Regions from separate parts of the Homo sapiens genome. Here region 2 is linked to region 1. The links are chromatin contacts, found by Hi-C in ENCODE. All regions are on one chromosome and are shown on one strand. Each heading gives the region's core, a stretch centred on a gene start or an enhancer-like site at or near the end of the contact. The rest is flanking DNA. Distances are from core to core; before and after follow the strand shown.

The links. A loop is a pair of places that touch in the nucleus more often than their neighbours do. Pooled maps may share reads with other maps.
Region 2: a pooled map shows a loop between it and region 1 (2.5-fold over the local background). The contact joins the enhancer-like site here to the promoter of GABRB2 in region 1. A Hi-C loop is called at or near these places in 2 of 37 single-sample maps with no recorded cell type and 2 of 50 pooled maps.

The regions. Positions count from the first base shown.
Region 1 is chr5:161,541,164-161,547,974 of GRCh38, forward strand. It overlaps GABRB2 (gamma-aminobutyric acid type A receptor subunit beta2), which reads right to left and starts at 5,562. Exons shown (of 10, transcript NM_001371727.1): 1 at 5,404-5,562; 2 at 5,159-5,250; 3 at 4,064-4,131. The coding sequence starts at 5,480.
Region 2 is chr5:161,134,869-161,141,679 of GRCh38, forward strand. No RefSeq gene overlaps it. Among named protein-coding and RNA genes, the nearest start is that of LINC02159, 200 kb to the left of the region's middle. Within about 2 kb of position 4,374, at least 2 of the 41 ENCODE cell types and tissues checked have a DNase peak (open chromatin) inside an H3K27ac peak, as active enhancers do.

The sequences.
Region 1 (6,811 bases), core at 4,312-6,811:
AATCTTTTTTTTTTTTTTTCTGAGCACTAAGTCTCAACAGTGGGCTTAAAATGTTCAATAAATCATGCTGTAAACAGATATGCTGTCATCTGGGCTGTGGTTTTCCATTTCTAGAGCACAGGCCGAGTAGATTTAGCATCATTCTTAAGGGACCTAGGATTTGAGACAGCATTCACTTAAGGTAACCAGCTGCATTAACACCTAACAAAAGTCAACCTGTGCCTTGAAGCTTTGAAGCCAGGCATTGACTTCTCCTCTTTAGCTATGACAGTCTTAGATGTCATCTTCTTCTGATAGAAGACTCTCTTATCTAATAAAGTCTTTTGTGCAGAATAGCCAGCCATCTTCACTGATTACCTTGCATCTTCTGCATAAATTGCTGTAGCTTCTCCATCAGCATTTGCTAATACACCTTGCACTTTTATGTTATGAAGACAGCTTGTTTCCATAAACATCCTAAAGCAGCCTCTGCTAGCTTCCAGCATTTCTTCTGCATCTCCTAAGCCTTCATAGAATCAAATACAGTTAGGGTCTTGTTCTGGTAATCTGGCTTTGTCTCTAAGGGAATGTTGTGACTAGTTTGATCTTCTATCAAGAGCACTAAAACTTTCTCCATATCATCAGTAAGCCTTTTCCATTTTCTTATCTTTCATGTGTTCACTGGACTACCACTTTCAATTTCCTTCATTGACTCCTCCTTTGCATTCAAAACTTGGCTGCTTTGAGCAAGAGACCTAGCTATCTGCCTGTCCCAGCTTTTGACACACTTTCCTCACTGATCTTAATCATTTCTAGCTTTTGATTTAAAGTGAGAGATGTGCAACTCTCATTGTAGGGCTGTGAATTGGCCCAATTTCCATATTGTTGTGTCTCAGGGAATAGGGAACCTCACAGAGAGGGAGACGGACAGGGGGATGACCCATTGGTGGAACTGTCAGAACACACACAACATTTATCCATTAAGTTTGCTGTCTTACCTCAGTGCAGTTCATGGTGCCCCCAAACAATTGCAATAGTAACATCAGAGATCACTGATCACTGATCACCACAGAAAATATAATAATAATGAAACAATTTGAAATATTGTGATAATTACCAAAATGTGACACAGAGACACAAAGTGAACACATGCTACTAGAGAAACAGGCTCATTATAGACTTGCTCATTTCAAGGTTGCCACAAACCTTCAATTTATAAAAATGCAATGTTTGCAAGGCACAATAAAGCAAGCTAGAATAAAACAAGGTATATCTATATTCTGGTATTCACCCAAGATAGGTAAAATGGGACTATTACTCCCCTTTAATGAATGAGTAAAGTGAGCCCAGTCTATCTGTGAATATCCTCAGGATGACTAAGCATCAGAAGTAGAACTCGCATCTGAGACTCCTGATTCACTTCAGGGTCTTTCTATCATTGTGATTTACAAGGAGCATCACACTGACATGGACATTTATTTGTCCAGTACAAATGAGTCAATGACAATTTAAATGGTCTGGTTCCCTACCATTCTTCAAAGAAAGACATGCTATATCATAAGAGAAAGTTACAATTACCAGAGACTGCAGTCCACAAAGGATAATGAGGGATAAATGTGTCTGTTAAATCAATTTTGAAGTTTCATTTAAGTAACCAATCAACCATTCTTTCACACCTGAAGCTAATCAAAAGGCCCTAACACTCAGACCTACATACAGGGTACAACACACCATAAACATCTGTTATTTAGACACCAGAGATGGAATTTCCCATCTGTTGCTTCAAAACAAATAATCATCTTTAAAAAATAAAACAAACATCACAAAAAAATTTCTTTGAAGATAATTTTAGGTTATTAAGGTTGGAAGCTGAAAAAAATGTTAATTTTTCAACAAGTGACAATCTAGCTGGACAAATCCATGGGTGTAGCATAAGGCTAAGTAAGGAATCTGGCTTGGAATTTTCAACACTTGGTTCTAATCATTAATGTTGCAATGTTGTCCCATTTACAACCTGATATTCATTTTTGCACTTCAACATCTCATGATTTTTCAGCAACAGTAAATAGCTTTAAGTGATGACACCTTGCCTTAACTGGATCTATATTTTGACTAGCAGGTCTTGGCATTGTTTCCACCTCAGATATCTCTCCAAAATGTTGCATGTAGGCAAAAAATGAATAGAACTTAAAGGAAAGAAAAATAAAAATTCTACCACTCTAAACAATGTTAGGATATAATACCTTTAAGTTATTAGCTAACCTACTGCAGCAACCTCTAGTCATCTCATGATTATCTCTTTGGGTTCTAAATTTTTCTTGATATGTTTCACAAAATCTCATTTTGTGATGCTCTAAAGAGGGAGGTGGTGGTAAAATAAGACTTGGGACTGAGAGAAGAGCATAAAAAAAGCAAAATGCAAAAGAGAGGAGTCTGAATCAATCACGTGTAGGATGCACAGAATCACACCTGATTTCTATATTACTTTGTTTTAAACAGCATAATTTAGATTCACATTCCTGAGACATAAGAAGGTACCCACATTAAGACATCTTTTATTTTTATGCTGAAGCTCAAAATATAAACTGATAAAAGACCTTTCAAATTCACCAAAAGTGAATATTTGTATATCTGAGAAATTAAATACTATCCCAAGAAACATTCTCTAACCACACAGATTTTCATAATGTGAGGGAAATTTTTGGTTCTGAAACATCCAATATTATCTTTAGTCTGCGTTTATATTGCATGTGATAAAAACTTTCTCTAAATTAGAATATGAGAAGATTAATGTCATTAAAACATTTCAGAAATAGCAGAATTCCCTTGCATACTCATAAGGTATAAGCACAGTATTCATTTGCTTCAGAATCTTATGAAATCTCGGGATTATCTCTTATCTTTAGACAGTGTATGAGGACTATGTTGGTTACTGAGCTTCTTCTTGTTTGAATTCTGGGAATATGGAAATTTATATAATGTTGAGAACTAATTTTCAAGTCCTGAGGGGTGGCTTAGAAATGTTTTGCATAAAAGTTTATATACTATACCCCTTTATTTAATAATTAATCCAATTTCTAGACAGAACTATGCCAAAACACAACCTTCTGAAACGTGCTGTGTACTATCAGGACTGAAAGTAACACTGGAATTCTACATTAAAATGTGGCCTATCTAGAGGGACTTCTCCAAAGCATGAGATTTTAAAAACACAGAGTAGAAAAGTCACTGGAGGAATGCCCCCAAGTATGTGGGGGCGTCTGGGACGCTTGTCATCGCATTGCATGTCTGCAGTGTTCCAATATGGGCAGCAGGGGGAGCTCCCGATTGAAGCAAACCCCCCAACACGTGTTTCCTAGTTGGGAACACAGGCTTTTTCCTCTTAACACTTGCCCCAAGTCCACGGAGGCAGCCACTAAGGAGTACTGCTGTCAATTAACTGTACAAGCTTAGGACATGTGGTGAATGAATTGCTAAAGTGAACGGGGATGACACATGGGTCTGAGCCTACCTTTTAGAAACAGGATGGCCAATTTTTATTTTGGTGGGCAGGAGGGATTAAAGCAAGCAGCAAACAATGGAGTTGGGGCAGGAATGGGGGATGGGGGCTTGCCATTAACAGTAAACAGTGATCTTTGAAAGCAACGAGTGGGCATCAGTATTCCAGGGCCTTTATTAGTTTTGTTTGTAGGCTATATTCTCCATTAAATGTCAAATCAAAACTCTCCCTTCTTCCCATGACCCCACATCAAATCCAGAAAATCACTTAATGAACTGGGTTTCTCATTGAGCCTGAGGAGATGAGGCTTCTGTAGGGGGTCTCCTGCACGTGGTTGCGTTTTACACATGAATGTGTGATGCATTTTACTCCAAGTATCTGAACCAGGTTGAAAAAATCCTTAGGGACCAGAAAGAGTCAACTCTCTAACCTCAACACAGGGTATTCTAGGGTGAAATTCCATGCTCTCACCCCCACCTCATACACATAGCCAAGCACACCCCCACCCCCAATAGCTGGCTCATTTCTCCTTCCTGTCCCCAAACGAAAGTTTGCAAAGAAGTAGTCATAAATGTCAATACTCACCATATTGACTTCAGAAACCATATCGATGCTGGCAATGTCAATGTTCATCCCCACAGCCACGGGGGGACCTGCAAAGCAAGACGGCCAGCCACGTGATTTCTTTGAACTTCATTCATTCTCAGCAAGAGTTATCCCTGAGCATAAGACACTCTGCCCAAAACCCTTCTGCACTACTCAATCTCAAATTTTTCAATTCTCTGCTTTTTTTGTTAAAAAAAAAAAAAAAAAAGGTAGCAGGCACACACTCCTCTAACAAATGCTGTATTGAATATGCACACACGTATGCTGTGAACAAGGGATTCCAGCTCTGTCTACATATGCATATGTCTCAGCATGTGAATGCACACAACTCACAGAAGCACAAGAATCCTTCTAGTCTAAGGGATTTTTATATTTTGCGCTGAAACCCCCTCCTCCTCAGTCTTTCCCACCCCCTTCTGTGCACAGGTTTTAACTCTTTGAGCTTCATAAGAGTCTGAAGCAATATTAAGTGAGTCTATCAGCATATCTAGGGCTGCAGCCAGAGAGAGATTCTTCTTTCCCCTACCTTCTCTAACCCTCCCATTTTCTCCCTACCCTCCCATCCCCCAGTCCTCCCCATTTCTGTGAGGCTGGGAGGAGTGGATTATATCCAGACATGAGCCACTGTAACCCTGGCCAGAAGAACTCTTCCAAAGTAGGCAGGCACAGGGGGTTAACGCCACCTCTCAACCAACTGCCTGCACGTCTTGTCCTAAAAAATGTTAACGGTGGCCTTCCGCAAGCCGGGTTCTCTCGGCACACCATTAACTAAACTTAAGAGGTTTGTGTCTCAACAAAGCAAAGGCAGGGAAGCAAAGGATTCATAACAGTGAAGCTGAAAGACAGCAGTCACCAAATTTGAGTACACACTAAGAGGGTCTCATTGAAAGACCACGGAAGTGGTGGGTAGCAATAATCCAGCTTAAGTTTTGATCAGTTTCTCAATATGGTAAAATAGAGACACATTCAGGACACCACATGCACCCACAACTAGGGAGAGGGAAGAGAGCGCGCACAAAGCTCAAAAGACAGCTTCGGCTGTGGCTGGACTTATTTGCAAGGCAACCCCATTACCTCCAAAATCTGGTCTCAGACGAATGTCATAGCCTTTCAGGAGTCTATCCACCGTCTCTTTAACCAGCGACATATTACTAGGGTCATTGACACTAAAGAAAGAAATGACAATAAGCAGGCATCAATAAGGAAGCAGGCATAGCGTTTTCAGCATCGGATCCCTACTACATTTCCCTGCTCACAGAGGTATGCAGACAGAACCCTTCAAAGTGAGAACGGAAAAGAGAAACGCTGGGCACACTTACCTCTGCGCACAGACAGCGGCGATTATTAAGGGGAAGGACCAAATCCCAAAGTAGCCCCTTTTCCGCACTCTCCACATCCCTTTAGTTTTTGATGGAATTGAGGGTTTCACTGAAGAGAGGAGATCCAACTTAGTCTGCCCAGTGCAGTAATTCTAATGTGAGGCGCATGCGCACGGCGTACCAAAACATCAAAGGGGAAGCGGCGGCTGCCGGGGACCGAGCAGATTTCCTTGTTTAAAAAAAAAAAAAAAAATTAAAAGGGAAAAAGGAAAAACATGTATATGTATAATACATACATATTTGAATAATATAGAAAAGTCACCCCACAGCAGCATCCAGAATAAAATTTTTGTTGTTATCCTTTCGTTAAGACAAAATAACTACAGCGTCTGGTAAGTTTCGGTAGTTGCAAGAGGCAGTTTTGCACCGAGCGGGTTGTGGGTTTTTGGTGTGTGTGTGTGTCCTTTTAAATATGCAAAACCAGATTAGAAAATTAGAGGAGAGCAGGTGTGGCGTGCCAGCGGAAGATAGGTGCCGGTAAGCCCACTTCTGGTCTCAGCCGGACACGGGGCAAGGAGTTTGAACTTTATTTCCTTGGCAAATAGCATGCCCTGCCTGGGGCGAGACTGGGATGGGGGGGGCGGGGGTTGTGCAGCGGGTGGGAGGAGGGGGGAGGGGGCGTTGGGAGTCGAAGCGGGAGGGAGGGAAAAAACCAATGGGAGGAATGCTGAGCAACCCGTTGGATTTGGGGCGGGGGGTTGGGGAGGCGGGTACAGAATAAGAAAGGCACGGAAAAATAAAAAAGGAAGAAAGAGAAAGAAAAGAATAAAATAATGGCTGGTCTCTTCTAGTAGTCAAAGAGCAAGCTTTTCTTCACTACTCACGAGCGATTTCTTTCTCCTCTCCTCACCCTTTGCCCCCTATTCCCAGAGAAGAAAACCTCGGGGTCCTGTTTTCTCGCCGTGTGACGTTCCTGACCCGCTAGTCCGGGTTATTTATAGCAGGAGGGGAGGGGGGCGAGGGGAGCAGAAAGGCAATGCTGTCTCTCCAGGTTTCGGTCTGATTCTGCAGTGGGAATTATTAGTGGGCAGGGTGGGGTTTGCATGAGGGGGAGATGGGACGTGGAGGCGTGAGGGATGCGGGTGACGGGCGCCCTAGCGCAGGTGCGGGGGACTGGAGGGCGTGGGCGACCGCACAGAGCAGGAAGGGCAGGTGGCCGGGTGGGACGCGCCCCGGCCGGTCCCCCAGCGCCCCCTCCGCTGCGCGCACCCGCGCGCACACACGTGCAGGCGCACTCCCCACCCGCCGCCATCCCTCCTTACCTCGCAGGCCCGCGCTCGCCGCCCACTCCCGCGGCGTGCGGAGCTGGCGCCCCCGGCCCCTCGTCCGGGACAGGGGACGGGGACTC
Region 2 (6,811 bases), core at 3,124-5,623, 410 kb before region 1:
GCCTTTTGATTTGAAATAATTTTATAATATCACCATAGCAACTTATGTAAATGTGCAGTTACTAAGAATGTAAATCCACAGCTGAACTATTAGGAAGAAAAAACTTTAAGATATACAGTTAGCATTAAATAAAAACAGAATTGTGTTTTATAGGGATGATGGTACAAGAAGTGTTAAAAGTGAATCAGGGCCAGGTGCAGTGGCTCACGCCTGTAAACCAAGCACTTTGAGAGGCCGAGACAGATGGATGACTTGAGGTCAGGAGTTCAAGACCAGCCTGGCCAAAAATAGTGAAACCCTATCTCGATTAAAAAATACAAAAATTAGCCAGGCATGGTGGCACATGCCAGCTATTTGAGAGGCTGAGGCAGGAGAATCACTTAAACCTGACAGGCGGAGGTTGCAGTGAGCTGAGATCACACTACTGCACTCCAGCCAGGGCAACAGAGTGACTGCGTCTCAAAAAAAAAAATCTGATACACACACACACACACACACACACACACACACACACACACACATATATAGTTTTTTTTTTTTTCCTTGAGTTAGAGTTTCACTCTTGTAGCCCAGGCTGGAGTGCAATGGCACGATCTTGGCTCACTGCAGCCTCTACCTCCCAGGTTCAAGCAATTCTCCTGCCTCAGCCTCCCGAGTAGCTGGGATTACAGGCATGTGCCGCCATGCCTGGCTAATTTTGTTTTTTTTTTCAGTAGAGATGGGGTTTCTTCATGTTGGTCAGGCTGGTCTTGAACTCCTGACCTCAGGTGATTCGCCTGCCTCTGTCCCTCTGTCCCCCAAAGCGCCGGGATTACAGGAGTGAGCCACCACACCTGGACTGATTTATATTTTTAATATGAGAAACTGCAAGGGAAATTCAATGCAATGCGACCGTTTTAAAAAATTCCTGAAGAAAATAGCGCTTGTGCAGCAATATAAGACAGGGTTGCAGGAGGAGTTTTCATATTAGAAGCAGGTTGAAAATGCACTGAGTGGGCATAGCTGTTGAATAATTCAAGTATTGATGAAAATGATCAATAATGGTATTGTCAGATTAGTCCCTTCCCCAGTCAAATGTGCCCAAATTGGGAGTTTCAAAACTAGGGAATTTTTCAAAAAACTATTAGAACTGAAAGGATTCTTAGAGGTCATTAACGATGCTTGACTCCGTTTTTCAGTAAATGAATATGCCAATAATTTTACAGTGGTGGATTTGGCTCTTTTGCCTGCACAGCTTCTGATCTTCCTTCATGTGGTAATATATACCGTGATTTTCTTTGGTAGACTACCCTCCCCATTATATCTCTGTGTTTGAGCAGAGCCTAATCCACCCTAACCTGAGGCTCCTGGGGAGATGCATGGCCCACAACATCATTCCCTGACCACAAAAATGAGATCAGAGCCTAAGCAAGGGCTGAAGTCCAACAGATGAGAGCTCACTCAGATTTTTTTTCTGGAGCTATTGGAAAAGAAGATTTCTCTTTCCACTGGATTTGGTATGGTGGTAGGATATAAGCCAAGAGAAGCAGGTAGTCATCTTGGTATAAACAGGATTGAGCCTGCCAGAGAATGAAGGCAGCCTCCAGAAATGTGACTGCAAACCTCAAGTGAGCACTTGGCCATGCCTGGCAATTCTTATATACAGTCCTGATCAATCTACTTTCTCATTTTCTGTGAGGTCCATTTCCTTTTTTCCCTTCATTTTCCATTTCCTTTTTCCTTCCTTTCCCAGCATCCAATACATTCCCCTCACCATCCACTGGCATCTGATGATCCTGCCTTTTATTTCACTGTGAAAATAGAGGCAATCAGAAGAGCTTCCTCTGTCTCCAATGGCAAACCTATCAACATTCCAGATTCTTTAGCCATATGTTTTTCTTTCTTTCATTACAATGATCTCTCTGTTCTCCCATCTAATAACAACTCCCTCTTCTGTGCATTGGATCTCAAATTGCAGAACCTACTACTCAAAGAGGTTGCTCCTGGATTTACCCCTTGTTGTCCTTCATTGCCAATGTTCTCTTCTCTGTTGTGGTATTGCTACTAGTTTATACGTTTTGTGATTTTCTCAACTTAAAAACACATATGCAAAAAAAATGCCTTCCCTTAACTATCATATCTTTCTTCAAGTTCTGCCCTATTTTGTTGTTGTCATCTATAGTGAACATTTTTCGTAATATTATCCACTCTCCCTGTTTCCTCAGCCTCTCCTCTCATTTCCTCTTTAACCTTCACCAATCAGGACTAGAATCCCCTCATCCCCTGAAATCACTCTTGTCATGTTCTAATTTTCCACAATGTCTCAATAGCATTCGGCAGTTAATCACTCCTGCCCTCTTGACATATTGACTTCAGTTGACTTTGAAGACATCTGTTTTTCCCTTGTCATTTGCTGTTTCTTTTTCATTTTTGTGGCTAGACCCTTTTTCTCTTCTACAGCAGGACTTGGTCCTAGCTCTTCTTCTCTTCTCCACTTACACTCGATGTGCATGGCTTTAAACATCGTCTTGCTACTCATGAATAATTACCATGTTTTTACTGTCATCCCTGACTTGTCCCCTGAGATGGTCTAATATGCATTTCTGTGAATCTCAGAATACACTCACAAATATTTTTTTCTGGTTAGATTCTGAAATATCATAGTCAATCTTCGTTCCTCTTTTTCTCTTACACTGTACATCTAGTCCATTGGTAAGTACTGTTGGTCACAAATCTGACAACCTCGCTCTCTCTACCTTTAAGCGTTTTCTTTGTTCATCTCTCACTTGGATAATAACCATAGCCCCCTAACTGAGTATCCTGTTCTCGGAGTGCCTTGTTTCCCTCAGACAATACTAATCAGCAGGCAGATGAGTTATTTTAAAATATAAATCAGGTCATGTACTTCAGTGCTCAAAACCTCCAATGGTTTTGCATCAGTTTTGTAGGAAAACCCAAACTACTTACTCTAGCAACAAGTTCATACAGGTACTAGTTTCTTTTCCCTCCCAAATTTCTTTTTTACCACTCTCACTCATTTGGCTACAACCAGGCAGAACTGCCTGATACTCCTCCAAATGCAGGTATGCTATGTGCGCGTTCCAGCCCTGGCACCTGTACACCTGCTGTTCTCTTCACTTGGGCTGCTCTCCTGAAGGTATTTCTATGGCTCACCTCCTACTCATTGTCATCTCCCTGATCTGTTCTAGTCCAGCCTAAAATCTCACTATAACTCATTTTTCCTTAACCTTATTTTATTGTTCCTCATAGCACTTATCACTCCCTATGATATTATATATTTATTTGTTTACTGATTGTCCCTACCACTTGAACATAACTTCATGAAGGCAGAGCTATGTCTACCCTACCACTATGTACTCAGCACCAGAATAGCATCTGACACGGAATGTGTATTCAACAGATTTTTTTTGAAAATATCAGTGAATAAATGAATGAATGAAAGCATCAAAGTTTCTGATACAACATTTGAGCACCCAAATCCAGCAATGCCAGAATGCAGCCCTCCCCACACATTCTCAAACACATGAATGAAAAGACCCTCTCTGATTTATATATAAGTTCAATTTCCTGTAACTTACAGCTGAAATAATTTTGGTACAGACAGTGATATCCTAGAACTGACTCACATTAGTTTATGAGCATGGAAAATACTCTCATTTCTTCCCAACTCCGCTTTCAGTTATATTAGTTTGAAGTCAAGTATATTGGGATTATTTATACGATGGGAACCAGCAAACTTACAAACTAGGGCTTTACTTTCTTATGGAGAACTAGTTTGAAACATTTGCCAGATATTTAAAAAATATCACTCTGGTTTTTATGTGGCGTGTAGATTCTCAGTATGAAGCATGTAGGCAGGGAGGAAAATTATAAACAATCCAAGACAGATATGTAGCTTAGTGTTATCAGTAGAAATGATTGTACCTTGAAGGATCTATTTTGAAGGCTGAGCCAATAACAATGGAGGATAAATTGAGTGAAAGTACTGAGAAATCAAGAATGAGTTCTTGGTTGGTGATATGCACAGGTTGATAGTGATGACATTTACTGAGATGAGAAAGAACAAAGTGAAACCAATTTTAAAAGGACCTAAGCCTTTCATGTCAGAGAAATAGGATAGCAAATCCTTTCAGATAGTTGCTGTCGAGGCTAAAGAATAATGTATGGCACATTAGCACAGATTTTTAGCTCTAGGTCTCTTGCTGATTATATAAGTGATCCCAAGTATTCCCCTTAACCACACCCAAGAAAGTCTTATATTTTTTAATTCTTTATATAAGTGGACTAACTTGGGTTGTTTTGAAGGTTTCTTTCAGTTTTTCTCTTCTCTTATTTCCAGCAACACCTGCTTCTCCACAGTCCAACACTCACAAGTTTCTGTTGTCTCACAAAAAGAGAACTCTTTGTTTCCAGAATCGGAGCTGGGTATTCTGTTCCTTCCCCTCTCATTTTAACTTATTTTGCATTTTTCTGTTGACCAGGCAACTGACTGAAAAACAGTTTATATACATTCATATCCTAGCTTTTCCAGCTGTGTAAGTTCATCCCTTTAACACACAGACTTGAAATAATTTACTTTGTTCAAATTGGGTCTTATAATTGGAGAAGTATATTAGGAGTGTGTTTATATATGAGGGAATCATATGTACTTCTTATCTCTGTTGAAGGATATTTTCCAGTGGTCATATTTGTCCAAACGAAAGACCTCCCAAAATGGTATGGGTAGATATTTATAAAGAAGCAGGGTAAAAGGAAACAAAGTAAGAAAGATTAATGAGTCCACCTTCAGGAGTAATGTGCTGCTTGCTTGAGAAAGAACCAAGTACTGTTAATTCCAATAATGGTTCCATTAATCAAAACCTTGAAGTAACTGCATAATCAGGCAAAGAAGCTAATGGATATTAACAAGTTGCTATACTCTCTCCTTTGCTGGTATCAGCAGTAAGGTCAGGGTCTTCTTTCTGTCCCAAAATATTATAGGTAGGGAAAAAGAAGCAATGTCTACAATTCCCAAGCATTGAAATCTGCCCCCAAAGAAGGCAGGGCAGTTTCTCAGATAGCACATAGAGGGAACTTTGCATATTCTGTACTCATCTTGGAGCTTTACACAGCACATTATAAAGTCTCGCAGTAAAATAACCTGTTTAATTCTGTTGCATCCAAAGTTTCTGAAATTACTTTGCTGTTACTACAACAATCTAGAATACACTTTGAGAAAGGTTCTGTTGAGTCTCTACAGCTTTGTTCACTTAATCCTCTCTCTAAGGATAAACAAGCTAGAATTATACTACTTGGGCTCCACAAGTCTCTATAGCATGGCATTTATATTGTCTTTATCTGAGCAGAGTGCCTGGTATGGAATTTGTGCTAAGTCAGTCTCAAAAATTATTAACTCAATTTGAATTACATTGAATCTTATCATTTGCCTGATGTGAATATAGATTGTCCATCTCTGTTTCTGTCAAAATGTGAAGTCATTTTCCCAGTTTAGCCAATCCCTATTTGAAGTCTCTCTTCTAAGAACATGTTTTGAACTTATTTAAAGTCTCTGCTTTGAGAAAATTCCACATAGTTACTTCCTGGTTTAAAATCTAGAATTACTTTTTATTTATTCAAAACACTGTTTTTAAGCTTCATGGAAGTCTTCCTGGTCTTCATTGTTATATGGTGCTTATTTTGTTTCAGAGAAAAGCTGTGATTTTAAAGTTTCCAATTGGCTTCTTTGAAGATGGTGAGTCTTAGAGCAGCTTTCTTTGTTGTGGGAAGAATCTGACTGGCTTTTCTGAGGTGAAGCCTAGATACAGAGGTCCATAGCACTTGTGGGGACTGTGTAACATAATCTTGACAGCCTCCGAGCTCGGCTAGGGAGGAAGATTGTTGTTTTCTATGGCTCAAATGAGCCTTTTGAGAGGGAAGGTATGGAAACCAACCTCTTACTTTTTGGAGAAGTTATTAGAAATTATCTGATAAATTAAAATGGTACTACAAAAGTTTTGCTATCGAAAACAAAAAAAACAAGGGCCTTCAAAATGGAATTCATCATGAGGAAAGAAAAATCTAATTTGGTGAGGAAATAGACAGTTATGAAGAAAAAGCTAGTTTGGACAGCGACCAGCATCCTAGCACTTAGAACAAGCTTAGGGACACTGGCCGAACCAGTGAGCATAATGTAAAGAGCTTACACAGAGGCAGGGAACTGCAGAAACAATGGTGCAGCACAGAATCCTGGCAAATTATACTACGCGGACTAATTTTCAGTACTCACACTGTGTGGCAGTAATAGAAGCTCCTGTAAGTCAAACCCAGGAATCTTTCAGTAGAAAGATAACATTTTCTAATTATTTTGTGTGGAAATGGATTTAACCCACTTGGCTGGAGTAAGCCCCCAGTGGCCTGTAAATTTGAAGCAAGAGATTTGGGTAATTAATAGGCTTTTAAGAAGATATGTGACCTTATTCTGTATTTGTTGTTTTTCCCACCCCCAGAGTTGTTCCTATTGCTTCAGAAGTCTGACAACTTGGCTCTGTGCTCTTATACCCTGTCCTCTTCCTTGGATAATTTTAGTAAAATACCCTCCTGATGTTATTCAAGATATCCTGTTTCCTGTGGAAAGAATGCTTGCCTTTTAATTTTTTATTATTTTAACAGAAGAGCCTACTAAAAGCATGTGAGACAGCACAAAGAGGACATTTTTCACTAAAAAGTTTCCTTATCTGATAAAAGGGGGTAATGTCAAAATTCCTCCCTGTATTATCTAATATAAAAGCTTTTTTTAACCAAAGGAGTAATCTGTCTTTTTCATTTTCTCCAA